Linked DNA regions of Mus musculus: all the other regions are linked to region 2. Evidence: chromatin loops called from intact Hi-C (ENCODE). Cell type or tissue: left cerebral cortex. All regions are shown on one strand. Each heading gives the region's core, and the rest is flanking DNA. Links, peaks and the distances in the headings are about the cores only.

The links. Peaks named below come from ENCODE experiments on the same cell type or tissue, not always from the same donor. Only the 100,000 strongest peaks of a DNase experiment are listed, where the experiment ranks them.
Region 1: a loop joins it to region 2, with 3 times the contacts of the local background. A loop is called at or near these places in 3 of 42 quality-filtered maps.
Region 3: it touches region 2 in a loop (4-fold over the local background); 15 of 42 quality-filtered maps call a loop at or near these places.

The regions. Positions count from the first base shown.
Region 1 is chr9:49,038,361-49,048,974 of GRCm38, reverse strand. It overlaps Usp28 (ubiquitin specific peptidase 28), which reads right to left. Exons shown (of 25, transcript NM_001359739.1): 24 at 9,798-9,993; 25 at 6,458-7,601. The coding sequence ends at 7,426. It overlaps Cldn25-ps (claudin 25, pseudogene), which reads left to right and starts at 633. Exons shown (of 1, transcript NM_001384265.1): 1 at 633-1,418. The coding sequence starts at 681. The coding sequence ends at 1,373. In left cerebral cortex, for the core only: a CTCF peak has its summit at 4,846 (motif pointing right); a DNase peak (open chromatin) is centred at 5,383.
Region 2 is chr9:48,888,915-48,899,528 of GRCm38, reverse strand. It overlaps Gm32335 (a long non-coding RNA gene), which reads right to left and starts at 3,299. Exons shown (of 3, transcript XR_379368.2): 1 at 3,037-3,299; 2 at 375-2,729. It overlaps Htr3a (5-hydroxytryptamine (serotonin) receptor 3A), which reads left to right. Exons shown (of 9, transcript NM_001099644.1): 9 at 1-316. In left cerebral cortex, for the core only: a CTCF peak has its summit at 5,227 (motif pointing right); DNase peaks (open chromatin) are centred at 3,132, 3,514 and 5,237.
Region 3 is chr9:48,968,344-48,978,957 of GRCm38, reverse strand. Gm51673 (a long non-coding RNA gene) reads left to right here. Exons shown (of 3, transcript XR_003948157.1): 3 at 2,754-4,440. Among named protein-coding and RNA genes, the nearest start is that of Htr3b, 8.7 kb to the right of the region's middle. In left cerebral cortex, for the core only: CTCF peaks have their summits at 5,133 and 6,218 (motif pointing right); a DNase peak (open chromatin) is centred at 6,228.

The sequences.
Region 1 (10,614 bases), core at 930-8,929, 150 kb before region 2:
GCTGAGTCGTCTCTCTGGTCTTAACATCACTTCTACTAACCAAGATGTATAATTATTAACAAGCTTCAATGGATGTTTAAAATAAATCTTTCGATATAGTTACCTAGAACATAGATAAAATCCCTATAGATACGTTCTGTGTCAAAGTCTATACATATTTTAAATATTTAGTCGCATTTATTCAGATGCATGAGCACATGTATACAAGTCAGTTCTCTCCTTCTACAACGTGAGACCTTGGTCTTGAACTCAGGTTGTCTCACTTGGCTGCAAGCACCTTTATCCACCGAGCGTTTTCACTTGCCCCATATATTTAAAAGTATGAAAGTGTCCTTGGGAAAGATCGTGCCAAGGTGTATTTCCAGAATACCAATTTTGTAACCCCAGAGTCAAGGAGTGATTTTTTTGACTTTATGAAAGTATTTATCAAGCACAGTGACAGCTTAATCTCTAGCTATCGGACTGGCTCATGGGACCCTCCTTCAGAATCCATCCTCACATCTGATCTTGGCCACACCCCTAGGCCCAAACACTGCCAAATTCCTAACACCTGTCTCAGCTGTTGCATTGAAAATTAACACCACCGTTTTCTGCAACTTCCATCCACTCTAACTTCCCAGAAAGTCACCCCAGCTGACCAGTCCCTGAGCTCATTATCCCCTCCTCCAGAGGGCACAACCATGGCCTGTAGCTTCCGTGGGAGAGTCCAGCTTGGAGGTCTGCTCCTCTCTGTCCTTGGCTGGGTGTGCTCCTGTGTCACCACCGTTCTTCCCCAGTGGAAGACTCTCACTCTGGATCTGAATGAAATGGAAACCTGGGTCTCGGGACTCTGGGAGGCATGCGTGAATCAGGAGGAAGCTGGCACTGTATGCAAAGCCTTCGAGTCGTTTTTGTCTCTGCCCCAAGAGCTACAGGTAGCCCGAATTCTCATGGTGGCTTCCCATGGGCTGGGACTATTGGGACTTCTGCTGTCTAGCTGCGGGTTGGAATGCTTCCGGTTTCACAGGCCTGGAGGAGTTTTCAAGACTCGGCTGTGCCTCCTGGGAGGGACTCTGGAAGCATCAGCTTCAGCTACTACCCTCTTTCCAGTCTCCTGGGTGGCCTATGCCACATTTCAAGACTTCTGGGATGACAGCATCCCTGAGATTGTGCCCCGGTGGGAGTTTGGAGACGCCTTGTTCCTGGGCTGGGCTGCTGGGCTTTTCCTAGCTGTGGGTGGACTCCTCCTCATCTTTTCAGCTTGCCTGGAAAATGAAGATGGATCTTCTTCCTGGATGGCTGATGCCACGGCCCCACAAGCCTGTGCTCCAGTAGAGGAAGAATTTGATGGTTCCTTCCATCTCACACCAAGACCGGTGAACCAGGTCATCTAGAGCTACAGTCTGCCTAGGACTCTCTATAATAAAGGAATGCCAGTAGTCTCCTTTCTCTTCCTTGCCCTTCCTAGTTCTGTTGGAAAGGAGTGGCCACTATCATATTTGGCAAAGGTTTGATTATCTTGGTGATCTGCGAACTTCAGTTGAGAATTAAAAGTCAGGACAGTGTCTTACAAACATGTTTATCTCATTTGAAATTTTATTTACATAGAAATCCTTCCAGTTGAAGGTTATGCTTCATGCTTACAATTTCAACACACAGAAGCTGATAGAACTGAGAGTTTAAAGCCAACCTTGCCTATATGGTGAGATCCTGTCTCAAGCTTTGGGGGTGGGGAGGAGGAGATCATGGCTCTCACTTGTAATGCCAATAATTCAGGAAGCTGAGCCAAGAGAACTGCCCTAAATTCAAAGCCAGCCTAGGTTACTTTGTTGAAATAATAATAATAACCCCTCAGTATTATTTAAATACTTAATCACTTTATTATTAAAGAAGTTTTTGGGTTTTGTTTGTTTGTTTGTTTTTGGTTTTTGTTTTTGTTTTTGTTTTTTTTCCGAGACAGGGTTTCTCTGTATAGCCCTGGCTGTCCTGGAACTCACTCTATAGACCAGAACTCAGAAATCCGCCTGTCTCTGCCTCCCAAGTTCTAGGATTAAAGGTGTTCGCCGCCACCACTGCCCGGCAAGGAAGACGTTTTAAGAAGTTGGAGTCACCGGGCAGTGATGGCACACGTCTTTAATCCCAGCACTTGAGAGGCCGAGGCAGTCAGATTTCTGATTTCGAGGCCAGCCTGGTCTACAGAGTGAGTTCTAGGACAGCCAGGGCTACACAGAGAAATCCTGTCTCGAAAAACCAAAAAAAAAAGAAAGAAATTGGAGTCACCAGAAATAATCTGGTGTGAAGAGGCATTGTATGCCTAGCTAGAAATGTTGATGTGTTGGCAAAGGAAAATTAGTTATTGGTCCACAATAGGCTCTAGCATGGACTCTTCAGGTGTGAGATTTGAACCACAAGTCTCTGCTGTTGTTAGGTCCCCAGTGTTCTAGAAGGGCACTGATTTGTTTCTGCTGCATCATGAGGCTGTGAATGGTCCTATGTTTCTTACTGAAGGTAATGGTCTCTGTGAATAGTAAGGTCCCAACCTTTTTGATTTGTCCAGGACTCTGTACTTTGACTACTAAAACTAGCAAATTAACTACCCTGGGACAAGCTGGTTACTCAAGAACAGTTGTGCCTGTTAACCATCCAAGGTAGGCTTGTGTGTGCAAAGAATTCTCAGCTCCACAAAAATGTCTGTTACCACATGAAAAAAAAAAAGCCTATTATAAATGTTTTATTACGGAGGATTTCAGCACTCTTGCTTATCATGTACAAAGTCCTGGATTCCATTTCCAACACTACATAATAGCAGGTGTGGTGGGACATGCTTGTGATCCTAGTACTTGGGAGGTAGGGGCAAGAAGATCAAGGCCAGCCCAGGCCACATAAAACCTTGTCAAACAGAAAGAGGAGGGGAGTAAGGCGGACAGACAGACAGAGACAGAAACACAGAGGAGGTGGAGTAGGGAGAGAGGAACTTTACTGTTATTTTATTATTTAGGGTTGGGGAGGTTCAGTGGTTGGAGCATCTACCTAGCATGTAAGATCTTGGATTTGATCTCCAACGCTGTAGAATAAACACAGTTGCCAAAGCAGCCCAAACCAGCATCCTTTTGTAAAAAGCCTTTTTCCCAGGCTAACAAGATGTTCAGTGACTCAAGACACTTGCCACCAAATTGATGACCTGAGTTTGAACCCCAGAACCCAGACAACAGTAATAGAGAACTGACTCCACAAAACTGTCCTCTAGCCTGTGCTTGTGCACTGTATGAATGTAGCACTCCTCCAACACCATAATGCACAATAGTAATGAAATTAAGAAAAAATGTTTAAAAAAGAATTACGTGTAGTGGTGCATACATACTTTGAACCAATACTCCAGGAGAGGCAGGTGAGTCTCAGTTCAAGGCTAGTCGGGGCTACAGAGACTTTGTCTTTGAAGGAAAAGAGAGAACACTCCTGGCCAAGGAAATAGACTACAAGTACAACTTCTCAACAACTTTCCCCTTCCTATTGAAAGCTGGGTCACTGGGAGTTGAGTTTCTCTGGAAAAGCTCCTTTCTTTAATGTGCACTCATCTGTGAACAAACACAAACATACGTAGCCAAATATCAGGGTGAAAATAATCCTCTGATTATTTTGTGTGCACCAAAGCTTATTTTGTTCTTCTCTGGACAATCATACGACTATTTCTGATGACTAGGTTTTTGTTTTGTTTTTCCAGCTAACCAGACTTTTTCAATAGGCTCGGTGGGCCAAGTGTCAATAAAAAGCGAGGCTCAAATAACCAAGGATTCCCAGTCTGTATACAGAGTGCCTGCTTCATGGGGCCATCACTCACCCATCCAGTTGTTTATTCGCCCATTTAACAAATATTCATAAGCACGGGGAATGCTGGGAAGCATAAGCACATGTTGTGCTGGGAACTAAGGGAAAACCAAGACACATTGTACCCACGGTCCTCATTCAGACCAAGAACACAGACATAAGCAAAACCACTCCAATCAACGCACCACCACACAATTCAAGATGATACAAAGTAAGTGAAGTCCTCAGAGTCACAGCTGGGCACCTCGAAGAAATAAATGGCTGCTGTTGCAAAGGTAAGGGTGGATGGAGTTCCTGACGAAGAAGAGGAGGACAAGGCTGATGATGTAGGATGGAATTAGACCTTGCAGCACCTTCAGGGCCTTCGTAAAGATGCTGTTGCCTTTCTCAGCATCCTACAGGACAGAGAACTCAAGCCCTCCGACTGAAGCAGCATCTTGCCCGGGGCTTAGTTCGAGAGATTTATGTAAGATCTTGAAAGGGTTTTCAGAGCAGAGTACATCTGACTGCTCCCTTTGATAGCGAGGGGGAGCTGAAGCAGCCCACACCTGTGGCAATAAGTAGCTAAGTGAAGCTCTGACCTTACGGGTGCTCTCCTGAACCTCATCTTCTGCTTCACCACACAGACTCAGAAAATCCTCCTCTGCGCAGGTTAGCCTCATCAGGGTTTTTGCAGGCACCTGGCTCACCTGTGCCTGCTGGGGGCTCTTTATCCCCTCATCTCAATCCCATGTTCACAGATGTTGATGGCACTGGTTTCCTATTGCTTTCTCTGTAGAGAAATGGGCACAAGCTAGAGCACTGTTAGGAGAGCACCCTGTCTTCCCAACTCTCCTAGTGCAGGACACGGGGCATGGCTGGTACCGGGCTGCTACTTGACATGTAGTGAAAGGCTGGCATCCACTGAGACACCATTCACCTAAATCGCCAATTTTTACTCACCTGTTGTTTTGAAGACCAAGTGAGGGTTGAAAACAGAACTACTTACATCTTTACATTAATTTTTTTCCTTTAGATTTTTCTATATTATGTGAGTACACTGTAGCTGTCTTCAGACACTCCAGAAGAGGGCATCAGATCCCATTACAGATGGCTGTGAGCCACCATGTCATTGCTGAGAATTGAACTCCATCTCTCCAGGCCCCAACTTACAGTCTTTAAGAAGGACTTTTCTCACAGGCTTTTTTAAAAATTAATTAATTTATTTATTTATTATATGTAAGTACACTGTAGCTGTCTTCAGACACACCAGAAGAGGTCGTCAGATCTCATTACAGATGGGTGTGAGCCACCATGTAGTCACTGGGAATTGAACTCAGGACCTTCAGAAGAACAGTCAGTGCTCTTAACCTCTGAGCCATCTCTCCAGCCCTCTCACAGGCTTCAAAGTTGATCTAATTGGAAACATTTTTTGGCTTAGGGATGTATCTCTGACATTGCTGAGTCCCTAGTCAATCCCCAGTAGGATAGTCCCCCCAAATTAAAAAAAAAAAAAAAAAAAGATGAGGATCCGTGCTTCCTGTCTAGAGCGCTGCTTTGGAACTCTCTACATAGCTGAGCATGGCACGGAGCTTACCAGCCTCCTGGCTCCACCTCCAGTGTTGAGATTTCAGGCATCAGACATGCCAGATTTATGCTGCTGGGGATGGAACTCACGGCTGTCCTGTGCATATGAAGTAAGCACTTTTAGCAACTGCAGAGCCAGGGTGGCCTCAGGACCCGGAAAGCTGAGCTTTTAGAACATCTACATCCACTCTAGCCAAAAAGACAGTAAAGACTTGAAAGTCTGAAAGGGGGTGTCTCATGTGGAGCTCTTTCTAATTGCATCAATGTCTTTCATGTAGCTACTTTTCTAGAGATTCGTAGGGTAACTTCCCCCCACCCTGCTAATGATTTGAAGTGCTGGGGCTTGAACACAGGACCATGAGCCTGCCAGGCAAATGCCTCAACACGAAGCCAAATCACCAAGTCTCCTTTTAGTTTTAATTAATAGGTGTTGGGTTGGTTGGTTGGATTTTGTTGAGACAGGGTTTCCGTGTGGCCCTGGCTGCCATGGAACTCAAGGGATAAAGCTGCTTCTGCTAGATCCTTGGACTTCCATTCACAGCTGCTGCTGACCACTGTTGGGAGTTGGATTGCAGACTGTAAGTCATCATAACAAATTCCCTTACTATATAGAGACAACCCATAAGTTCTGTGACTCTAGAGAACCCTGACTAATACAGACAGAGCAAAGACAGGGCTGAGTGGTTAGGTTCATAACTCTAATTTTGTTACTGTTATAAATCATAATGTAAATATGTGTTTTCTGATGGTGGTCTTAGGTGAGTCTCTTGACCACCCAAAGGCATTAACTCACAGGCTAAGAACTGCTGTGCTAAGTGGAGTTTGGTTCCTAGCACACAATAGGTGGCTCAAGACTCCAGCAGCTCTGGGGCCTCGTCTTCTGTCCTCTTTGGGCACTTGCATACATTACATACACATACATAAGTAAAAACAAACCTTTGGAAAACAAGTCAGGGGGAAGAGAGAGAAAGTTGCTCATCTTTTGTTTTCTCCCGTGACCCTTTTAAATAGAAAGGCTAAAATATAAATTCGATGAAGTCCACTGATTTCCAAAATAGAAAACATGTATTTCAAAAAGGGTCATGCTACATACCAAAGGTAAAACAAATACTTTTATTGCACATTTATAAAACCTGCATAGTTGTATTGTGTTCTTCCCTCCCATGATTGCTCCATTAATCCTTAAAATTTGGTTAAAACATGAGTTTCCAATTAGAAGTTCTTTAAAAAGCAGCTTCTTTCTACATATACACAGATAGATGTTATTTTTTATACAAATTCACATCCCTTATTTTCTTTAAAAAAAAAAAAGGGAGAGAAAGGATCAAAATTCTCTTAGGCCGGGTAGCCTTAGACACCTGCTTCTGATGATTATTAACTATTAAGTGTTCCTTGTGTGGCATCTGTCACACCAGCACAGGGCTGGAAGCCCAGGATGCTTTCTTTTCTTTCACTCAAGACTGAATGTGAGGTTTTCTGGTTTATCTAAAGTATAAACAGACCAAAGGGGGATGCAGCTTTCCCTTGGCGGCTTCATGGCGCAGCCTTATGTGGAAGGAAGGGCTCACCAGCACCTCTTTTCATCACTGGCAAGAGCCAGGCAAGACCCCTACTACCAATCTCTGGTAGCTGAGGACTTTTAAATGTCACCTGAACTTGACAAAATAACTAGAAACTGCTCCCCTGGCTCAGTTCTGATGAGTCACCCTTTTGCTGTCAAAGACTGGTGCCTGAAGGGTAATTTAAAAGTGGCACGAGGTTTAGACAAACCCAAGTGTTATGGGAGATTTACAAAGGCAGTTCAGGTCTTCTAGGATAATTCAAAACCTTAATGCACTGGCTCCTGCCTTCTTCAGTGAAATAGCTCTTGTGGTTCTGTACCTAAAATGTGCAACTTTATCCTTAATCCCTTAAACACACATCACGAGAGGGGGGAGGGTCTGAATCTCGCTCAGACACCCAATCCCTCTGTCCAGGGAAATCTGTCACAACAGACTGCCACATAACAGGCAGGGGACCGGAGACCAGACTGAGTCTTGACTGTCCATGAGCGGCTTATTTCACGGTTACTGTTGAAACTCCTTGAATGGACTCCATGACAGCTGCAAACCGGTTGCAAAGATCATAGGGAGAATTCGGTCGAATAGTTGGAGGCTCCTTTAGGACGATGATTTCTGCAGAAGGATCTAGAAGCCTGGGTAGGAACTCTCCTAAGCACAGCTGCAGATTCTCTGTAGAGGGAAAATGAACTGTCATACACACAGCTAAACAAGGCTATAGCATCCGGGAGGGCCTTCAGGGGCCAACATTCAACTCAACAGCAGGCATCCTGCTGCAGCTAAGAGGAAGATGCCTTTGCAACTCACCCTCCCACACTAGGCAAGAAGCCCACATAGGGCTGCATAACTCAGTCTATGTCCATGTCTGTGTATGTTGGGGAAAGAGTTTGTCATGGCAGCAGTAAAGGGTACTCACTCACTCAAAACCAAACATCTAACCATGACACCATTGCAGTCTTGGTTCAAAACACACAATATACATGAAGTCACTGTCAAACAGTGCCAAGTTTTCCTTTCTTATAGAAACATTACTAACTACAGAAAAGATTTTTTTTGGGGGGGGGGGTTCTCTGTGTAGCCCTGGCTGTCCTGGAACTCACTCTGTAGACCAGGTTGGCCTCTACCTCAGAAATCCGCCTGCCTCTGCCTCCCAAGTGCTGGGATTAAAGGCGTGCGCCACTACCGCCTGGCTAGAAAAGCCTTTCAAACACTTTCTCACCATTATCTGATGCACATGAGCATCAAAGCAGTGTACCTGTGGAGTGAATTGTAATAAGGGGTTTGGTTTTTAAAAACTGCTATTTGGGTTGCTGATTTTTGTTTCATTATTTTATAAAAGGGCATTAAGTGAGCCTTGGCTTGTGATTAGCTCAGAATTTCAATCATTTCTGAAATGGCCCTCAATGTATCTCTAGCATTAAAATTATGTATTTATGTGACATGGTATGCTCATCATTGATATTCATAGAATTAAAATATCAATCAAGTCTGAAAAACCCTGTTTTTCAGATGTTCTAAATTCCGAAGTATCAGATATTTATCGAAGATTTAAGCTTTTATGAAAAGATAAACAACCCATCTCACAATCATGCAAATTTGTTATTTATAAACAGAAAATTTCTCTATAATTTTTTAAAATCTATATCCATTTTGCTATGTGTGAACCTGGGGTGTATCAAGCCTCTTGGCTGAGAATAAGGAGCTGGCTCCGAGAGTAAGACGTCTGCTGCACAAGCTGACCAGTGTTCAGCAGACCGAGCCCAGGGAAAGATGGGAAGAAAGGACTAAGTACACAGAGCTGCCCTCTGAGTGACACACATGAACCCTCTATACACCCAACACCAGTAAACACAAGCAACACTTTTAACTAGCTTGGTGTGCTAGAGCACACCTTTAATCCTAGCACTCAGGAGGCAGAGATACAGGGATCTCTTGAATTCTAGGCCAGTTTGGTCTACATAGTAAGCTTCGGGCCAGCTACGAGCAAAGGTGTGTTTACCAAGTAGCAAAGCTGTTTCGTTATCATGGCTATTCTTAACAAACTATCCTCTTAAATCTTAAGAAATTGGATATGATGCTCTGTACCACACACACACACACACACACACACACAAAATGGTGCTATTGTCTGTCTTTCTTTCTTTCTTCTTCTTTTTTTTTGTTTGTTTGTTTGTTTTTTTTTTTTTTTTTTCGAAACAGGGTTTCTCTGTATAGGCCTGGCTGTCCTGGAACTCACTTTGTAGACCAGGCTGCCTTGAACTCAGAAATCCACCTGCCTCTGCCTCCCGAGTGCTGGGATTAAAGGCGTGTGCCACCACGCCTGGCTTTTTTTGCTTTTTTTTTTTTTTTGCTCTCGCTCTTTAGCATCACTGGTTGTTAGGGGGATTGAAACCCCCTAACATCCCATGGATACAGCATGAAATTTGGGCTCTACTTCTCTCTGCCTCCTTACCTCAGTCAGCAGCTGAAGCCACTCCAGGGTCAGCCAGCTACTCCCAGGAGCTGTGACTACTTGGAACTAAACCCAGGGTACCCTGCTCCCTAGCTACAGTCGGTGCTCTGCAGGAGTGTTAGTTTTTCATTGTTTTCCCATCTACTAAATTATGGGGTTTTATAGTTTATTTATGTAGAGTATGATTATCTGATGGCTCTTTAAACTTTCTTGAGGTTTGAAGTTGCAATATATTTCTGAGTTCGAGGCCAGCCTGGTCTACACAGTGAGTTCCAGGACAGCTAGGGCTACATAGAGAAACCCTGTCTCGAAAAAACAAAACAAAATAAACAAACAAACAAACAAAACGAGCGAGAGCACTGTGAGGCTTCAGATACACAAAAGCACAGAAACTACGCAGTGCTAATAACACACACCTGCAATATCCTTCCCCAGGTAAGAGCACCAGTGGTTCCTCATGACCTCGATGGCATCGAGGTCGTCCTTGGAGATGTCGTTATTAATGATCAGGTGGATGCAGGGAATGATCAACTCATTCATTACATTAATGCCCTCTGTTACAGAATGGTCGTCATTTGTTTCAAAAAGAGAAGCAGCCTTGGCATTCAGCTCCTACAAATATAGACAGACAAAGGGAGACTGGAAAAAGTAAGTATCACTTTAGTGTGAATCTAAGCCAACAGTCACACAAAAATCGACTAACTGGAAAGAAAAAAAAAAAAAAAACCACGCACTGGCTCCTGCCCCAGATGTTCTGACATAATTAGGATGTAGGTGATCTGGGCCCTGGGGCTTTATAACTCCTGTGATGATTCTAATGCACCTAAACTTGTGACTCAATGGCCTACATTACCAGCCAAGGTCACATCTGACATCTGTTTCTACTCTAAAACCTAGCAAATGATTCTCAATCTTCACTAGCCACTAGGACCACTCACAGAAGACACTGAGATCCAGGTTCCTCCCAGATTGGCCAGTTGTCACCAATGGCTGAAAGTGACTGACACTCATCAGAGGCAGTGACGGGAAGCCTAAACCATCCCTAGTATAGCAGTAGGAAGGAAGGTGTAAGGACACTCAAGTTGATGATTTGAATCTGCTGACTTAGAGGGCAAAATCAGAGCTTTTAGGAGCCGCTTCTCAGCACAGTAGACAGTCTTACCACACCTATAATTGACACAGCAATCAAAGAATTCCCAGAAAATAAGGATGTTGCAAAGATAAGCCCACAGA
Region 2 (10,614 bases), core at 525-8,524:
TTCCCTATCATGGCTTTAAAGCATGATATCCTAGATCAAGAGAAACCAAGTACCCTCTAACCTTACTTATCAGGGCGTCAAGCCCTGGTTTCCTTACCAGTACTTCTGTGATTACGGCCCCTGGAACTGCTCATTTCCACATTTTTTTTTTCTGATCAAAGAAAAGCAAATTGTCTTGCATAGATGCCTGAGACTTCTGCACTTATTTTATCTAGCCCCTAATGGCTCCCTCTTCAGCTCACCTGTGGGTACTTCCCTAACACTCAGCTTCATCAGCCAATGGGAGCAGGGGATAATAAAATGCTATGATATCTTATTCTCTGTCTGTGACCATTTGTATTCAACTTTGGGGAAAGGTTAGAGGATGGGCTTACCTGTATCTTCCACTGACTGATGCTTCCTGGACCAGGGAACTAGAAGACGGCATGATCTCCATCATGACAAACTAGGAGGTGAATCGCAGTTTGGAGGTCAAGACTGTGTATTTATCAGATGAGAAGAGAGAGGAGGGCTATCTGCGACCCACTGGGGAAATGTTGAAAGGATCTATGTAGGCCAACTATGTTTTTCGAGACAGGGTTTCTCTGTATAGCCCTGGCTGTCCTGGAACTCACTTTGTAGACCAGGCTGGCCTTGAACTCAGAAATCCGCCTGCCTCTGCCTCCCGAGTGCTGGGGTTAAAGGTGTATGCCACCACGCCCAGCTAACTATTCTGGTCTTTAGAGGAAGCTGGGAACAAGCTTTCTCTAAAAGGGAGATATGCTTCAGCACCACGGCTAGCACCCACCGTTTTCTGTGCCTGGGAGACTCTGAGAATGCAAAGCTTTGATTGATGTCTCTGAGAACGTTTACTAGCCAGCACATGATGCTCCTAACCAAAAAGCAGGAGGAAAGCAGAGCTGGGTTAATACCCTTGCGTATAACCTGTCCTGATCACCGGTCCTAGCTGTCAGGCCTTTTAAGACATGCTAAGGAAGGTCCCTAACTACACCACCCACCTAACAGGCATCCAGAGAAAGAACATTACCTCTTAGTCTCAAGAGTGTACAGAAGAGGTTTCATCTGACACTTTATCTTGTCCTTATCTTATTCCTCTCCCTGTCTTGAGTTGTTTGTCACTCAGAGTAAAGGATGATGCCTTTGCAGAGGGGGACTAGACAACAAACCAGGCTAAAGGGACAGCACCTACCCACCAGAAATGTCTCAGAAGAAACCAAACAATTCCATTACCTCCTAAACTATTGCAGGGCAGCCAACAGAGAGACAGTTCAAACACTCAGAATGATACATTCTCACACCCTAAACTTTGCAGTTTCAGTTCATAAAACCATATGGGAGGCTGGGCAGAGGGCAAAGCTCTGGGGCTTTGGGTTTGTCACATTTGAAAGACTCTAGGACTAAAGAAAGGGTTCCCTGGGCTTATCTTTTCTTAGTTGCCTCTTGTCCCAGGATCTCCACTGTACAGAAAGAGCTTCTAGATACTAACTAGCTGCTAGCTCCTAAAGTGAATTGAGATTGAAATCTCATGGCCACCTCTACTCCAAACACATGAACTTTTGAGATGACTTCAGAATTTCACATTTGCCTGTGTGTGGGGGTTGGGGGTGGGGGGATCAGGGTCTTTTAGCAAACCATAGAGTACAGGGTGTGGAGTTGCCTTTGGCTGAGCAAGACTGGGCAAACAGTGGGGACAGTCCCCCTTGCTCAGAATAGGCCTTGCACTTCCTCACCTGGAGCCTAGTTTTAGAGCCAAAAGCTGCCCCACCTACTAGGATTGCCGGGCATAGGCACACACTATCCGAAGGGTCTCATGTCCCAGGCCACAAGGATAGAAAGATGGACAGCCAATGCACCACTGGCCATTAAGTGGGTGGCTATTGACAAAGTGTTCAAACAGAAAGCTAGTAAGACACTCATCAGCCTATCGATTCCCCATCTCCCTCTTCTCACCCTTCATTCCCAATCAATGGGGCGACAGAGCCCAGCACTGAGGCGGCCAATTAACCACCTCAGGAATGAGCTGCCACATGTAACATATTCTGGTCCAACGGCCACATCCGATAGGAGCATTGATCTGGCATATGGGCCGTGCTTCCCAGGGATGGGAAACTGAGGCCCAGTACTGGAGTGCAGCATCTTCTACTTATGAATGCTACCCTTGGACTAGAGGTGTCTCTGTCTGGGGATACCTCCAGGCACTTGCTCCATCCCCGCCTTTCATAACCAAAGCTTAGGCTGAGGCAGTCCAAACAGGCTAGGCTGGGCCTCCAGTCCCCAGTATGCCAATTAAAGAGACAAGTAAAGCCAGGAATGGTGGTTTACACCTTTTTCTCAACACTTGTGAGGCTGAGGCATAAGGATCACTGTTAGTTGAAGGTCAGCCTGGCATACAAAATGAGATCCAGGTCAGCCTTCGCTGCTACAGTGAGATCCTGTTGCCAGAGGGTGGTAAAGTTGAATGGTACAGAGAGAGAGTTATCCGATGTAGCCATATTGGGATAAATCAGATAAAAGGGTACAATGACCCTAAGTTCATGTTTGGGTTACACACATGAGCTTTTAGATTAAGTCAAGGAAGATTGTGGCAAGTGGTTCATACCTCTTGGTATGAATAATTAATCAGTCTTGGTCTAGAGGTGGTCTCCAGAAGTCTTTGCCTTGAGGGGTCAAGGTGGTCAAGAGACAATGGTTTCTACCCTGGAGTTGTCCTTATCTGGGTAGAGGATAGCCTGAAGTAGGAATAAGAAAAGTTAGTCAGAAACTCCTTGAGAAATGATCATTCAGATGCACAGAAGTCAGCCCCGGGCTCTAGGTAAAGAAGAGAGAAGAAGGAAGACAGAACCAGCCTGTCCGTCCTGCTTCCGGTTGGCTGTGAGGCATTGAGGCCTTGTAGCGCACTCCAGCTTCTACTTGCCTGCTTTAGTCTACATGGCCCCACTGCATCTGATTCTGTCCCATACAAAGAGATAGACTGGGGGGTCTCCATGCCCCGACCCATCTTACCTCCCAAGTGCTCCTCAGTCTATCCCCACCTACCCTGCTTTCATCAGCCTCCTCAAACCTCCACCAGAGATAAGTGAGCATGCGCTGCAGCCCCGTGAGCCTCGGTGCTCCGCAAGTCTGCAGCTGATGCTGTTAAGAGATTGCCCCTGGTTGCCAGGAGCGAAGCCGCTTTTGCTCCCGATGTTGGCCACCTGCGCTCGATGGCCTTAAAGGCATGCCCCAGAGTGGACACCTGGCAGCTTTCGGGAGAGCTCGCACAGGGAAGCTGAGCTTAGCAGCCAGTGTTGGAGACAGTGAGCTCTCCCAGCCTAGCTAAGAGGAAAAACTTTCCTGGTTGATGGAGGGGGGAAAGTACAGCCCAGTGTTCGCCAGCCAGATTCTCCTCCCTCCCCCTCCTCCTCCCCCCAGCCTCCGAATCAATACATTCTGAATCTAATCTAATAACAGAGATTTAACGAGGGGATAATGCGCGTGGAGCCGCCAGGCGCTTTGTCTCTTCTTTCAGGAGGCAGCTGGGGCCCATTATCTGGGGACAATGCCCCATGCTAATCACTCCCTCAGCCTCCCTCTGCATGTTTGGGGGAGGGGGGATGCTGGGCAAGAAGGGGCAGCTCTTCTGACTGCACTGGAGGCAGGGAGGATAAAGTCAGACTGGTCCAACCCACCCCACACAACTGTCTTGGCCTAACACCAACTCCTTGGTTTTCTCTAGCCACATGGGGTGCCCTTTGAGGGGTTGAGGATACCCCACCAAGGCATGCACACAACTACCAACTAGGTATCAGCTGGGAGTTAGATTGGTTTTTTTTTTTTCTTTTTCGTCTTTTCATTTTTCTAACATTGTCCTCTATAATTTAAACTATTCCACCGAAGCTTGTGATGGCTAGCCCTGAGTGTCATGGTTAGAGAATAAGAATACCCCATCTTAAAATAGAAGCCTGGCTCTTCAATCTCCTCTCTCTGACTCTTTCTCTGTCTCTGCCCCCCTTCCCCCCCCCCTTCTCTCTGGAAGTTAGACTGGAGAAAGAACTTCCTGGCAAGGCCAATGCTAACAATGATTACTAAATCAGGAGTCTGGAAAGAAGAAACAACCTTGTATGTCCTAGAAGACTTTCAAAAGGAGACCTCCAGCTCTGTAGCTTGGAAGGGGGCTGCTAGGGAGGACTGATCTGCTTCAGTTCACTATTGGAGCTTTGAGGAGGAGGGAGTCCAGAGCTATACATGGGCATCCTACTGCTTTCTGAAACATGTTTACTGTTGTGGAGTGTCAGACTCCAAGTATAAAATCTGTTCCTACCCTGGGTCTCCTTGTGTATCCACCTACTCATCTGTAAAGTGGGGCCCACATAGTTCCTACATCTTAGGTATTAGGGGTCCCGATATCCCAGTGAAGAAATGTTCAGAGAATCTACAAGGCTCTCGTAGAGACATCTAGCGCCGTGCTGGCCCTTCTTGGTCAGCTCAGGGAACCATTCAGGATTGATCCTAGTAAGTGGTGGCTGGGGACCTTTGTTTTGCTTACCCCTGTTAAGGGCAGGCTGAATCAAAGAGCTAGGCACTGATCTTAAAGCCACGAGCTAAAGAGCCTGCCTGTGCCATGCTGTATCCAGACACCGGTGTCCTTTCTGCCCCACCCTTATCTCTCACACTCACCCCATCCCCTCCACCCCAGCTGCTGCTGCTTCTTCTTCTTCTCCTCCTTCTCCTCCTCCTCCTCCTCCTTCTTCTTCTCCTTCTCCTCCTCCTCCTCCTCCTCCCTTTCCTCCTCCTCCTCCTCCTCCTCCTTCTTCTTTTTGGTTTTGGTTTTTTCGAGACAGGGTTTCTCTGTGTAGCCCTGGCTGTCCTGGAACTCACTTTGTAGACCAGGCTGGTCTCGAACTCAGAAATCCGCCTGCCTCTGCCTCCCCCAGCTTCTTAACAGAATTCTTCTATAAAACTTGAGCCTCCGGTTTTCTGCTCTGCCAGTGTGAGAGCTGTGGGCATTCTAGGATCACAGTCTGAGCCTGGCCAGGTCTCCCACGCAGCCCTAACCCCCTGTGTCCCTCTGTAGGAGCACCAGATCCACAGAAGAAAGAGCTTTGTGAGCATGACACTTGGGACTACAGGAACTCTGGAACTCACTTCTCCCAGCTAGAAAAACTCCCCCCACTAAAGAAACATAAAACAAGACGCCAATGTGTGGCCAAGACATTTACAACCTGACTTCTAGATTCTGTCCACCAGGTGGCAGCAAAGCCCAGAAGTTTTATGGCAAGTCAGGCACAAAGCCTCTTATTGCCCCTTTCCTGCTGTGCCTTCCAAATAAGCCTTCCTATGCCTCATCAGTGGTGTCTGCAGCCCCTTTCCTTCAAGGACAGCCCTGTCGTTTGGGCCAGCAATAAGGACAGCCCTCCTGAGCTCCAGGTATGGAGGCAAATGCAGCTCCACCACACAGCTGTGCCCACACTGAGCCCTAGGCTCTGAGGCTGTGCCTGTGCTCTGGCGGGATCACATGCTCACCCTCTCCTGCACAAAGTTGACTCCTCTAGCTCTCCCCCTTTCTGCACGTGTGATGAAGATGTGGTGTGGAACACTCTCGCCCAAAGCTCTCTCAACACAAGTCCTCAGAGGACTTTGTTTCTCTCTTCTGCCCAACCTCAACCCATGCTATGTAAACTTGGAACCACTCTTCACCATCCTGGGGAAAGAAGGGCCAAAGAGGACTACTGGACACAAGTACTAGGAACAGATCAGACAGGTGGACAGGCAGGGTAAGTGCCTGGGGGACACTGATTTACCCCAGGCTTGGCTCAGGAAGGACAGGAACACATGGCTGTCTGAGCAGGACTTTCAGGGATCTACTCCTTTAGGTATCAGGACAACATATACAATGTCCACACCATGGCTACAATGCTGCCCCCCTCTCCCCATGCTCACTAATCCTGCCCCCACCCCGTTCCCACTCCACCTTGGCCTAATGCACTTGCCTTGTGGTCAGTCCTTGTGAACTGCAGTTCTCTCCCCCCACCCCCCAGAAGCCACATCTGTGGTGATGGTTTTGAATATTAATTGACTGATTAGAACATCCATGAGTGTGGAGATTTGGCATGTTGCAGATCCGGAGCTAAAATTACCATGACTATCTTTAGTGCCCATTAATAGCCATTGATCACCCATGTCTGTATCTAGCCTGACATCCTTTTGATTATCAGTTAAAATGTCTGGAGGAGAACTTTAACCTAACATACCCTGAGTGAGGGTTGGGACTGAAAAATGCCCTTAAGGTCCCTCAATTCAGGTCCTCCCGTGTAGGGTTAATGGGTTCTACTTCTGCTCTACCACAGGGTACAGCCACTTAAGGAGGCTCAGGAAGTTGACAGGGTTTACTCCACAAAGTCGCAGAGTGGGTGTTGGGCTGTAGGGAAGTCGGAGACACTTTTCTGGGAGTGGAGCCCAGTCTGAGGTCCTGGGGACAGCCAGAGATGGCTGGCTGGTTCTCAGGCTCTTGGACACCCAGGTGTCGTTGGGACCTGTAGAAGAGCTGAGAATGGAGTGGGGGCCCATGGCTTGGATCTAGCCAGGGGCTGAGGAGGAAAAGAGGGGGGCTCCAGCTGGTCCTACAGGGAGAAAGTCCTTGGCTTGGTGGTGGTGGACTTGAGCTTGGTGGCCGTGGCTTGGGGGCACAGAGATGCCTTCTACAGGAGATTAGACAGCAGCTCTATAGGCAAAGGCCTTCTCCATGGCTCCCCACAACAGATCCTGATGAAAAGAGGCAGTCCATGGTTTTAAGATATTTATTGTCATGTTGGAAAGTGGATGAGTAAAACCATACCCCACTTCTCAGATTGGGGCTGAGGTTAAATACCGTTTGCAGGGAGGAGTGTCTGGGAAGGAAAGCTTCTTGGCTAAGCCTCTGGGTCTCATTAAAATAGAGATCTGTCTTGGGGCTATGCGACCACAGGTCATGTCCTCTACCTGTGGAGGGGCTTGGAGCATTGCTTTTAGGTGACTGAAAGCCACAGATCTATGAAGGACTGTGGCCAGTGACAGCAGCCTGGTGGCGGGAATCAGGAGAAATGTCTACCATCTCTTTAGGGTCACTGGGGTTTCTAGCCTTAGCTCAACCAGGAACCAGGCTGCCTTTTACCATCCTACAGTCGGGTATAGATGAAAGTGCTTTAACTATTGAGCCCCCTTTCTAGCCCCAACACACTGTCTAGGTTTTCCCTTTGTGTGTGTGTGTGTGTGTGTGTGTGTCTGTGTGTGTGTCTGTGTGTGTCTGTGTGTGTGTGTGTGTGTGTGTATGTGTGTCTGTGTGTGTGTGTGTCTGTGTGTGTGTGTGTGTGTCTGTGTGTGTGTGTGTGTGTGTCTGTGTGTGTGTGTGTGTGTGTGTGTGCCACACACGTGTGTGTATGCAGAGGCCAAGGATCAACAATGGGTATCTTCCTTAGGCTCTCCTTGCACTTGGATCTCACTGATTTGGCTAGGCTACTGGCCAGCAGGGCCCAAGGATTGTCCCCCCCTCCCCCCACTCCCCACCCTGTCTCTGCCTTCCTCCAGCCTTAGGATTACAGGTACATCCCCCTGCCCCCACCAGCATTTTGTGAGTGCCAGGATCTGAACTCAGGTCCTTATACTTGCAAACACTTTACAGACTGTGACGTCTTCCCGGCCTCTCTCACACAAACCACCACGGCTCACACTGATCACCTAGAATCTGCTTATCTTGAGAAGTCTCTGCTCAGGAATGTCCTTCTGCCTCACAGTGCGCGTCACACTCACAGGCCTTAGAGGTCAGGAGCAGACACCCTAACCAGGGGCATAATTCCTACCCTGAGATCTTGGCCAATCTCCCATGTGCCTCCATCTTCCAGTCTGTGAAAATCAACATAACAAAGCACCTACCTTACTAGTCTGCTGTGAGGGTTTAGCAGATGATTAAATTTCATTCATTGGCTATTCTTGCTTTTTTTGTAAATCTAGCTGTCTCTAACCCAGGAAAGTTGTGAAGTGGGGCATCCTAGACACACTGAGTTAATACTGAAAGAGAAATCATGCTTTGTATCAGGCAACATGTGCGATATGTTCACTTTATAAATACAATTCAGCTCTAGAACCTCAAAGAAGGGGCCAAGAAAGCAGACAGGAGGCCAGGATACAACCATGGCAAGCAACAGGACCAGGCCCATTTTTCCCATTTCCTCCCAACCCCAGGACAGCCCATCCTCTTGAGTGGAGCTTTAAGATGGTGCCAGGGCTTCCAGAGCTAGACATTCCAGAATGGGGCTTAGAACTGAGGGCCCTGCAGGCCTCTGAGATACCAGGAACCACCTAGTCCAGCTTCTCTGTCCAGAACAGTGGGTGCAAGAGATGGTACGGTGGCTTCAACAAGATCACCCAGCCCAGAACCAGGGAATGGAATGGTGCCTTTCCCTCCTGATATTTCCATAGGGGTTCAGGCTCCATGTGTCCCCCACCCTTTCCTCTTGATTGATGTGTTCATGCCCCTTCCTTTGCTCCTAAGACCTACTCTCGGTGATGAACTTCAAACCCACCAGCCACCAGGCTTACAATTCTCCCAGGAGTCACTGCACTGTGCTATAGCGGGGTCTGTATCTGCCCAAATCGTGAGCTCACACTGCATGGGTGACACTGTTTACCCAGAGAGGTCTGCAGAGCAGAGCACTCTGCCTAGCACAGGATGGTGGCTCAATAATTGTTCAGTTAACAAAGGAAGTGGTGGGGTGGTTCCTACTGGAGCTCTTTTCTTTCTTTCTCTCTTTCTTTCTTTCTTTCTTTCTTTCTTTCTTTCTTTCTTTCTTTCTTTCTTTGTCTCTCTTTTTCTCTTTCTTTCTTTGTCTCTCTCTCTTTCTTTCTTTCCCTCCCTCCCTCCCTCCCTCCCTCCCTCCCTCCCTCCCTCTCTCTCTCTCTCTCTCTCTTTCTTTCTTTCTTTCTTTCTTTCGGTTTTCCAGACAGGGTTTCTCTGTGTAGCCCTGGATGTCCTAGAACTCACTTTGTAGACCATGCTGGCCTCGAACTCAGAAATCTGCCTGCTTCTGCCTCCTGAGTGCTGGGATTAAAGGCATGCACTACCACCACCCAGCTTGGAGCTCTTTTCTTATGATGACCATAAAGCCAGTGCTTTCCTGTCCTGGAAAAAAGTCACTGTGCATGCAGCAAGCCATTAAGTGGGGTCATCTGGGGCAAGTGAAGTACACCTGCTGCCTTGGGCTCTCTTCAGCCCTTTTATCAGCTATAGCCCCAGAGGCAAGAGAGTCTTTGGGTTCTCCACCTGTCTCTCCTCCCCTAGTCAAAAGAAGTCAGGCTGGTGGCTGGGGAAAGGAATGTCCTGCTTTGCCCAATGAATGGTCATGTCTTTCCTCCTGACATAGCCTGAGGAGTTAGAAGGCTTTCCTATGTGTGTGTGGGGTGGGGTGGGGTTGGAGGAGGTCATAGGTCAAATGACTCAGCAGAACTCATAGGAGACTGGCAACTCCTAGACCTTAGGAAGGAGGGACTGACTCTAGAACAGTCCCTGTTGAGCTGCTTGGGGGCGACCATTCACAGAACGGGCAAGCCTCCTCTATCTTCTCTGAGAGGTGATCTCCAAGGTGGATTGGGGTATGATAGGTGTGGTTTGAAGTGGGCACTGCCAGCTGAGAGAATCTCGCTGGGGAGCTGATAGTTGACCCAGAAGGGTTGAGCGACAAGAACACCTTCAATAAACTGTTGTCTTACTATGTGGGACATGATGGCACACGCCTTCAACATCCGCACTTGGGGGGCAGAGGCAGGCAGATTCCTACAAGTTAAGGCCAGTCTGTCTATATAGTGAGTCCTAGGACAACCAGAGTTACATAGTGAGACATTGTTTGTATTGTTCTTAAAACTATTCTTACAACAATATTCTTACTACCTTTGCACACAAGGAATCTGTAAGCTCCCCAGAAAATAAATTTGTTTTTCTGAGCCTCCTAACAGATCCTTGGGGCTTCCCAGATTAAGAGTGGAACAAAAATCACCCTGTATCCAGGAAGAGACAAGTAGCCCCCTCCCACCGGACCTCTGGTCCTGGATGTCAGAAATGGTAAGACGTGAAGATCTGCTGAGGTGTGTGCTATGCTGGGACTCAGGCTCTGCGTCACTGTCCTGGCATCTAATGCTCCAGCTTTACAGGTGGCTGTGTTGGCTCAGACAGGCTGTCCACCGCAGGGCAGAAGGTGCACTTCCCTGGAAATCCTGACACAAAGCCTTACAAAATCTGCATATGAAAAAAACCCCATCAGATGGCTTAGCAGGGATCCTTGCTCTACAAGGCTGATAACCTGAGTTCTATGTACTCACCCGAGTGCCAGCGGGCATGTGTGTGTGTGTGTGTGTGTGTGTGTGTGTGTGTGTGTGTGTGTATACAAGGGTACATCCCAAGTGCTAAAGATAAATCCGATGGCCACAGGCATGGAGGCACTCTATAGTGTGTGAATGTCACCTGGGCTCCTTACCATACTTAAACACATCCCTGTGTGGCACTGAATATGCTAATAGGTACGTGATATGTGAAGTTATATGTAGCACTGCGTGTAATGGATAGAGCATGGGCAGAAAATCCTGCACTACGCAAATGAACCTCAAAGC
Region 3 (10,614 bases), core at 1,730-9,729, 78 kb before region 2:
CCACCACCCTGATGGCTCTCTGCATTCATACATAGCTTTTTGTTGTTGTTTTTGGTTTTTGGTTTTTCGAGACAGGATTTCTCTGTATAGCCCTGGCTGTCCTGGAACTCACTCTGTAGACCAGGCTGGCCTCGAACTCAGAAATCCACCTGCCTCTGCCTCCCGAGTGCTGGGATTAAAGGCATGTGCCACCACCGCCCGGCTCATACATAGTTTTTAATTGCTGTTTGTCCTCTAGTTTTCTTTATTCATTGCCAGAGCTTTAATCAAGTTTAGCAGGGGCACTCACTGTCTTTGAAAGACCGTTGTGGTAATCCCAGTATCCCCTTGCATATTGGGTGGAGGAAGAAAGATCTGAAAGTCAAGGTCATACTCAGTCACCTACTGATTGTGAAGCCGGACTAAAGTAAAAGCAAACGGCAGGAAGGGAAGAGCAGAGGCACAGAAGTCAGCCCAGCAAACAAAACGCGACTCCCTAACCTTTGCACGAGCCAGTGGCTCGTTTCTTTCAGGTGTTATGCTATTCTAACGCAACAGCAGGCAAAGTTGGAAGAGGTCTACTTCTCCTCGGTGTGGGCAGTACTTACGATGATGGTGACCTCTTGCTAGCCAGTCCTCAGGTTGTCCAGCTGCAAAATCCCATGTTAGCATCTGTCTTTGTGGGTGGCCGTTGGCATCTGTTGTCACGGTAAACTCCAAACGGCTGAGTATAAGGAATCCTATTGAGGAGTGTTTGTGGGGTCAAGAGAGAAGGAAGAGATGCAAGACTGAAAAGGAGACATCCAATTGCAAGGTAGGCCTCAGCTGAATGTTTTTAATGTTAGATTAGCCATAAATGAGGAGGAAAACAGAGCTGACCTTTATACCCACTGGAAGTAAGCCACCTTAGGAGAGAATATGACCTTGGAAAAAGTATTATTTAGCCAAGACATATGTACTGGCTAGTTTTGTGTCAACTTGACACAGCTGGAGTTATCACAGAGAAAGGAGCTTCAGTTGAGGAAATGCCTCCATGAGATCCAACTGTAAGGCATTTTCTCAATTAGTGATCAAGGGGGAAAGGCCCCTTGTGGGTGGGACCATCTCAGGGCTGGTAGTCTTGGTTCTATAAGAAAGCAGGCTGAGCAAGCCAGGTGAGGCAATCCAGTAAAGAACATCCCTCCATGGCCTCTGCATCAGCTCCTGCTTCCTGACCTGCTTGAGTTCCAGTCCTGGCTTCCTTGGTGATGAACAGCAGTATGGAGGTGTAAGCCGAATAAACCCTTTCCTCCCCAACTTGTTTCTTGGTCATGATGTTTGTGCAGGAATAGAAACCCTGACTAAGACAACATATATCCTTTAAAAAAACCAACAAGATTATTTTTATTATTATTATTATTATTAGTGTGTGTGTGTCTATGTGTGTTTGTATGCAGGCATATACATGGAGGTTAGAAAACAACCTTCAGGGGCTGGTGAGATGGCTCAGCAGTTAAGAGCACTGACTGCTCTTCCAAAGGTCCTGAGTTCAAATCCCAGCAACCACATGGTGGCTCACAACCACCCATAATGAGATCTGACACCCTCTTCTGGTGTGTCTGAAGACAGCTACAGTGTACTTATGTATAATAATGAATAAATCTAAAGAAAAGAGAAAAGAAAAGAAAACAACTTTTAGAAGTTGATTCTCTCCTTTCACCATGGATTGGTTCCAGGACCCAAAACTCAGCTAGTCAGGCTTGTTCAGCAAGGACTTTTACCCAGTGATGCATTTGGGGTAAACAGTCTTGTCACTGAGCCAACCTTCAGTACATGACGAAAGACCGGAACACCTGGGTAGTATGAGCAAGCAACTTCCACACTGGCCTCCGGGTTGAAGTGCTGGACAGAGCTGAAGTTGTGTGTCATTCGGTTTTCTAGGTGATGTCCCTATCCCCAGGTCTACAGGACAAGGTGATCAACACTCTCATCACCAGAACGAGGGACATAGCTCTGGTTGCTGAGGGGTTCTAGAAGTCCTTTTTGGTTTTGATTTTTAGGACAAAATATTGCTATGTGGCCCAGGCTGACCTCACTTTCAAAGCAATCCCCCTGCCTTAGCCAGTCTCCCAGATACAGATGTTACTGGTCAGTGCTGTGATGTCAGCTTTCCTAACAACATCCTTTAAGAGCAAAGTATGACTCAGGGTGTATACCCTGAGTTCAGGGTCGTCACTTGCCAGATATTGGATGTGAGGCCAACCTGAGATACATGAAGCTCAAGAGAAGGAGAAGAGGGAAAGGAGGAGAAGGAGAGGAGGAAGAAATTAGTTGGGTGTGTGACACATGCCTGGACACTTGAGAGCCTGAGGCAGAAAGATCACTGAGAGACTCTCTGGCAGCCAGCTTAGCCCAGTCAGTGAGCCCAGTCAGTGTTGAAAGACCCTGACTAACAAAAAGAAAAAAGGATAAAAAAATATAAAGAGGAAAAAGTCACAGTGACCTGATGTTGACCTCTGTCACATACTCACAAACACACTTGCACCTACGTGTGTGCATTCACACACACACACACACACACACACAATGGTTTACCCCTGTTACTTCTGAAGTCATGGGATATGGGATGTGTTTGAAACTCCATGGTGACTGTCATGTGTGGCCACATCTGTAAACAAACATGCTCAAAGAAGCAGTCTCACTTGTACACGGACAGAATGAATTCCCATTCAATGATTGATTTCTGTTTTAATGCTTATGAAAATCTTCTTTGGGTATGTCTGCTTCTGTTTTAGATTCTCACTGCACCTTCTCAGCCTCGACACGCTGTAACTCTGAAACAGTGACCCACAATAAGAAGAATGTGGTCAGGTCAGGAACCTGTGCCTCTGGTAAAATTTACAGACAAATCATCAAAGCTGTCGGGGGAGAGAAGAGTGCCCTCTAGTAGGAGTAATGTTCATTTAAAAATAGCTAATTGCATTTCTGCATGACTGGGCTCCTAAAAAAGCTAGTTCTTAGGGTCCTTGGAGACAGTATGGAGTTCCAGTCTCCTCCTGGCTGCCTGCAGAAGACAGTCTCTTCCTGGCTGCCTTCAGATCAAGATGTAAACTCTCGGCTCCTCCAGCACCATGTCAGCCTACAGGTTCTCTATGATCATAATGGACTAAACCTCTGAAACTGTAAGCCATCCCCAAGTGAAGGTTTTTTTATAAGAGTTGCTGGGACCATAGTGTTTCTTCACAGCAATAAAACCCTAAGACACCTGGCATGCATAAAGTCCAGGTTCCACCTCCAGCATCACAAAAAAACAGGCACGATGTCATTCCAGTAACCCCAGCACTTCAGAGCAGAGACAGGAGGATCACGAAGTTCATCCTCACTACATGTGTATTTGTCTCTTGAAGACTCAAACTCTGTACCTCCCCGTGTGTCGTGCTGTACTCTGCAATGGTGCACCTTTCATGGTCTCTGCAGATCTTTTCTCCATCCCTGGTAGTGTTTCTATGTTTCCACTGGACTTCTGGGCTTTTACTGCTAAGGCCTACAGCTCAGATTTTTGCCAGACTTTTCTTTTGGACCAATAAAGCTTTGCCCAGGAGAAATCTGGGAAACCTCTAGGAGTCCTCTCCTTTTGTGATCCTAGACCATGCAGATCCCTTGCACCAGTGGGGTGTGTGGCCGTGTGCATGCCAGGCCCCCTAGTGCAGCTTTCTTGGTCAGACTCCCCTGTAGGCCCAGGATGAAATCCCTCCATTTCATTTCCTGATCTCTATTGTATGAAGTGAAAATTCCTGGTTGTATCATGTGATGTAGATTCATGTGATGTAGATTCATGTGATGTTTTGCTGAGGCAAGACCTATGAGAGGACATGTGATGTTTAGAGAGAGAATAAATAGGACTCAACGTACAGTGATGGGGTGCTTGCATAGCTAGCTATGCAATTCCTTATTGGTCTCAAGCCTTTGCTGATCTTCTTTGAGAGAGACACAGCAGAGAACCCCTGGCGTTGTGGTTGGCCCTGGTCACTCCCGCTGACTCATGCTGATTTGACAGAGGCCTAGTGGTTTCTGCTGCATCTTGCCATCCTTGCTGATTTGTGTTTGGTGGTACTTTTGAACTGGACTGCAGCAACCTGATACTACTGAACTGGACTGCTGGTATCCTGACAAACGGAGATTGGAATCACCCTGTGATGGTTTGTATATTCTTGGACCAGGGAGTGGCACTATCTGGAGGTGTGTCCTTGATGGAATAGGTTTGACCTGGTTGGAATAGGTGTGTTACTGTGGGTGTGGGCTTAAGACTCTCACCCCACTTGCCTGGAAGTCAGTCTTCCACTAGCAGCTTTTGGATGAAGATATAGAACTCTCAACTCTGTCTGTGCCATGCCTGCCTGGATGCTGCCATGCTCCCACCTTGATGGTAATGGACTGAACCTCTGAATCTGTAAGCCAGCCCCAATTAAATGTTGTTTTTTATAAGACTTGCCTTGGTCATGGTGTCTGTTCATAGCAGTAAAACCCTAACTAAGACACACCCCAAAGAACTACTTCTAAATAGGTCCACATCCCCTTGTCCTATCTACCATCTTTTCTCCCCTACCTTTGGATGGTGGGCTAGAAGGGGAGCAGGGTGTTGAAGCATTTGAGAACCTTTATTAAAGTAGGTTTGGAATAAATCTAAGCCTAAAATTATGTGAATGAAATAAATTATTTGTAGCCAGGCCTGGTGGCAGGAAGTTTCTAAGACCTTATAGAATTTGACTTCTCATAACATATGCCAGAATTCAATATGGTTTTAAATCATATTGTTTTTTGTTTGTTTTGAGACAGTATTGCTGTGTAGCCTATACTGGCCTCAAACTCTTGGCAATCCTTCTGTCCCAGAATCCAGGATGATGGGATTACAGACTTATATGCTCAGTTCTGTTTAAAAACTTTTCAGGGGTGAGATCTTATTTATTTCTACTATTGGGAATTCTACTTTTTTTTAAGAAAAAATTTATTTATTTATTTATTTATTTATTTATTTATTTAATGAATGTAAGCACACTGTCACTCTTCAGACACACCAGAAGAGGGCATCAGATCCCATTACAAATGGTTGTGAGCCACCATGTGGTTGCTGGGATTTGAACTCAGGACCTCTGGAAGAACAGTTGGTGCTCTTAACCACTGAGCCATTTCTCAAGCCCAAAAACCTAACTTGGGCTAGTATATTTGTTTGTTTGTTTGGTTGGTTGGTTGTTTTTTTCGAGACAGGGTTTCTCTGTATAGCCCTGGCTGTCCTGGAACTCACTTTGTAGACCAGGCTGGCCTGGAACTCAGAAATCTGCCTGCCTCTGCCTCCCAAGTGCCTGGATTAAAGGCATGCACCACCACAGCCGGGCTTTTTTTTTTTTTTTAAGATTTATTTATTTTAAGTGAGTATACTGTTGCTCTCTTCAGACACACCAGAAGAGGGCATCAGATCCCATTACAGATGGTGTGAGCCACCATGTGGTTGCTGGGAATTGAACTCAGGACCTCTGGAAGAACAGTAGGTGCTCTTAACCTCTGAGCCATCTCTCCAGTCCCTCCTGGAAGCAAATTAAGAGCAAAGTAAGAGTGACACAAACTGAAGAATACATGACGCTCAAATAGTCTGAAAACAGAGCATATAATGAAGTCTAGGGTTGGTGAGATGTCTCATCAGCTATAGGCACTTACCAAGGAGCCCGGCAACCTGGGTCTGATCCCTTGAATCTACATGGTGAAGGAACAGAGCCAGTCCCAGCAGCTTGTCCTGACCATCACATGAACATTATGACACGTGCTCAAACACATGTACACATACACAACAAATAAATATGTAAATGTAATAAACTCAGCAATTTGTTTAATGCTAGGTATGGATTCCCCATAATCCCTGTCTGAGAAGGTGTGCGGAGGAGGATGTGGAGCTCAGAGTCATCCTCCATTATTAAGACCAGCTTGGACAACAAAAACCAAAACAAGCATAATCTAAAGAGGAGTGTGTTCTTACACTTGGGAGCCAGAGGCAGGAGAGTCACCCCAAGTACAAGGTCACACAGGGATGCACAGTGAGACTTTTCCTCAAAAAACAAGATAAGCAGATAGATAGATAGATAGATAGATAGATAGATAGATAGATAGATAGATAGATAGATAGATAGATAATAAACCAAGAATTCAGAATAGGTTGAGTGTAGTTTTGTCACTGCACAGAATTTGCAAACGCGAGCTGAAGGGCCACCACTAGGTGTCACTCTGACTACATCCATTGCCTCAGACTGGCTTCCTGAAAGCTTTTTTTTTGACTCCTTTCCTCAGTCTTTAAGGGCCCTAACTAGAGGTCTGTCACACTCCAGCCATAGTCAGCCCCCTATCATTAGTGCCAAGCCTTCCTCCTGAAGCAATGACAGTGTCAATTTCAGCAATGGCAATGTGGGGGCAAATACAGCTGTTGTGCCTTTTGGAATAATTGCTCCAGGCCATTCGGAGACAGCATTATAATCACAGCGCTTATACAGACTTATACAATATTTCGGTTTCCTATTTTAAGTCCTGTTAGCACTCTGTGTCATGAACTTGTAAATCTATTCATGTGAGTCTGTAATTACCAGCCCACATTTTTTACGATGTGCTTGTGACCCCTTGGAAGGCACCATGCTCTCATCTTACAGCCCTGCTGTGAGTCCTACCTGGACTCAGAACAAAGGGAACTGTCTCAAAACAGAACAGCAAAAACAAACAAACAAAAAGCAAATAAACAAAGTAAATAAATAAATACCAAACCCCCAAGGTCTCAGATAGACGGCACTGGCCCCCAGCTCTCTATGTAGCTGTACATGGCTTTCGGTTCTCAACCCTTCTTCCTCTGCCTCCCAAGTGCTGGGATTAAAGGCCTGTGCCACCACTGCCCTTCGGACCTTTGGCTTATATGAACTCTACCAACTGAGCTATATCTGAGCCTCCTGCCCACCGTTCTACCCAAGATAGGGTCTTGCCTTATATTCTTTGTGTGGCCCAGGCTGGTTTTGAACTTGCTTTATAGAGCTGGCCTCAGACTTTCAATGATCCATCTGCATTTGTCTCCCAAAGGCTAAGATTACAGGTGTGTGCCACCCTGTTTGGCTACAGAGGCCACTTTACTCTGCCTTGTCTGGTTTCCTCCTATCTTCTTCCAGCTTCTCATGGAGCCCATCCATCTTTCAGGCTTTTTTTATTTACCTCATGCGTTCTGAAAGTTTCTCACCTTCAACCTCCACTCAGGTCCCTGGTGCTTTCTTATTGTTCCTCCTCTGATGTTCTGCACCTGCACAGTTCCTCACGCAGTGAGAGGAGGAATCGATAAGTAAATAGAACAGCCTCTAAATTCAGTGTCGGAAGGAGTTACAGAGACAAAGTTTGGAGCTGAGACGAAAGGATGGACCATCTAGAGACTGCCATATCCAGGGATCCATCCCATAATCAACCTCCAAATGCAGACACCATTGCATATGCCAGCAAGATTTTGCTGAAAGGACCCAGATATAGCTGTCTCTTGTGAGACTATGCCAGAGCCTAGCAAACACAGAAGTGGATGCTCACAGTCAGCTATTGGATGGATCACAGGGCCCCCAATGGAGGAGCTAGAGAAAGTACCCAAGGAGCTAAAGAGGTCTGCAACCCTATAGGTGGAACAACAATATGAACTAACCAGTACCCCCAGAGCTTGTGTCTCTAGCTGCATATGTAGCAGAAGATGGCCTAGCGGCCATCATTGGGAAGAGAGGCCCCTTGGTCTTGCAAACTTTATATGCCTCAGTACAGGGGAACGCCAGGGCCAAGAAGTGGGAGCGGGTGGGTAGGAGAGTGGGGGGATGTATGGGGGACTTTTGAGATAGCATTTGAAATGTAAATGAAGAAAATACCTAATTAAAAAAATAAAAAAATAAGAGAGTCATTTGCAGAAAAAAAAATCGGTGTCAAGGCTTGGTCCTGTGACCCTCACACCTGTCTGTGCAGCTCATGCAGGAGGCTTGCCATGAGTTTGAAGAGAGCCTGGACTACAGTCTTAGAACTATTGCTGTGATGAAACACCATGAGCAAAAGCAACTTGGGGAGGAAAGGGTTATTTGGTTTACACTTCCATATCACAGTTCATCAAAGGAAATCAGAATAGGAACTCAAACTGAGCAGGAACCGGGAACCAAGAGGTGATGCAGAAGCCATGGGAGGGTGCCACTTACTGTCTTGTTCTGCATGGCTTTGGTCAGCCTGCTTTTCTTACAGAACCCAGGACCACCAGCCCAAGGATGGCACCACCCATAAGGGGCTGGGCCCTCTCCATCAATTGGTAACTAAGACAATGCTCTCCGGGTTTCCCTACAGTCCAATTTTATGGAGGCATTTTTTCAATTAAGGCTCCCTCCTCCTCTCCGTTGACTCTAACTGTGTCAAGTTGACATCAAACTAACCAAAACAACTACGGGTTCCATAGCGGGTTCCAGGCCAGCCTGGACCTGGGCCACAAAGTGAAACCTTGTCACACAACAACAACAACAACAACAACAACAACAACACTCAAAGAAGAACCTTGAAAGAGGGTGAGGGAGGCCAGTTGGGGGATGAGTCAATGTTGGAGATCGTCCTCTATCACTGTCCTCACGTTTGGAAACACCTAGAGTTCACTGGTTTGTCAAGCATCTGGTCAGGCATCCTCTCTGCTTCTTCAGCGCTGGCATTCCCAGCGAGCACCACCTGCTTGGCTTTTTACATGGGTCCTGATGATTGAGCTCAAGTCTTCATGCTTGCCTGGTGCCTTAGTCACTGTTCTACTGCCGTGAAGAAACACTATGACCATCACAGCTATTATAAGAAAGAACATTTAACTGGGGACTTGCTTATAATTTGGGAAGTTTGGTCCATTATCATTATGGTGGGGAACATGGCAGCATGCAGGCAAGCACTGGAGTAGTAATTGAGAACTAAATCCTGATCTGAAGAGGGAGGGAGGGAAGGAGGGAGGGAGGGAGAGGAGAGGACGGGAGGGGAGGGGAGGGGAGGGGAGGGGAGGGGAGGGGAGGGGAGAGGAGAGGAGAGGAGAGGAGAGGAGAGGAGAGGAGAGGAGAGGAGAGGAGAGGAGAGGAGAGGAGAGGAGAGGAGAGGAGAGAGCTTGGTAAGGGCTTTTGAAACCTCAAAATCACCCCCAGTGACTTACTTTTTCCAATAAGGCCACACCTCCTAATCCTTTTCAAATAGTGCCACTCCCTGATGACTAAGCATTCAACTATACAAGCCTACGGGAGCCATTTTTATTCAAACCATTTCACCTGGCAAGCACTTTGCTGACCAAGTCATCTTTGAACCCCCAACCTCCATGCTATCCCCTTTTAAAACATGATCTTTCTATGTAGCTCTGGTATGTTGTGAACTCAACTACATAGTCCAGTCTGAACTCAAATTCATGACAGTCCTGCCTCACCTTTCCAAATGGGTGGGATTAATGATTTTACCACACTTGGCTCAGCTCCTTCTGTGTCTTAGAATCCATCTTACTCCTAAGGATGTGTAAGACCCTGGACTGTAGGCAATTTCCGGGAAACCAAGAGAGGCAGGATCCATCTGTGCCTGGGCCTATGCCTCTCTACTTCCTTAAGTGTTGCTTGCTTACTGAGCCCAACAAATAGCAGCAGCCTGGCTCAAATCCAAGCCATCCTTCTCCTTGTGCTTTATGAAATAGTGGCAAAAAGATAGCACCTTGGATGTGGTTCTGAGAGAGCTGGGCCCCTCTTAGTATGCCCTTTCTTGAATAAGCTACAATTCCTTTCTGTTCATTTGCTCACTTTTCTCTCCTCCAACCCCTCTGGACATTTACTGATCATTCTTTAGCTCTGGGCTGGAACTACGGAGATAAACAAGACCACCTATTAAATATCCACTGTGTGAAGGTTAGCTTTAATTGTCAACTAAATACAACCTAGAATCACTTGGAAAGGGAGATTCAATGAAGGGTTGCCTATATTGGTTTGACCTATGGGTATGTATGTCTAGGGTCATTGTAGCATAGGCTGGCCTTGAACCACTGTAATCTCTTGCATTGGTATATCAAGAGCTGTGACTACAGGCACAAACCATCATGACTATTATGTTAATGAACTGATTAATTAATAACCAGAAAATATGTATTATTAAACTCAAGTTCCAATCTAGAGGAAAATCAAACCGAGTGTGAGCTTGGATTTGACACGCTGTCTCAGTAGTTAGGTTGATATTTATTTCATGGAGTAATAAAAATTACATATGGGGTGGGGAGCGGCATATAACTCAGTTGGTCAAGGGCTTGCCTAACACACAAATCAGCGGAGTTCAGTCACCAGCACCGGGTGTAGTGGAGCACACCTGTAACTCAGGAAACAGAGTCAAGAGAATCAGGAGTTCAAGGCCATCCTCAGGCCAGCTTAAGCTGTCAAAATAAAATTAATAAGTCAATGAACCACAAGTGGGAAGACAGCACATGCCTATAATCTCAGGGATGCTGAGGCAGGAGATCACTGTGAGGTCAATGCCTATAGGTAAGACACTATCTCCAAAAGCCAAAGAAAAAGCAACAACACAGGAAAGAGATTGCTGGGGTGTGGTGCGGTGGGGTGGGGCGGACTCAGTGGA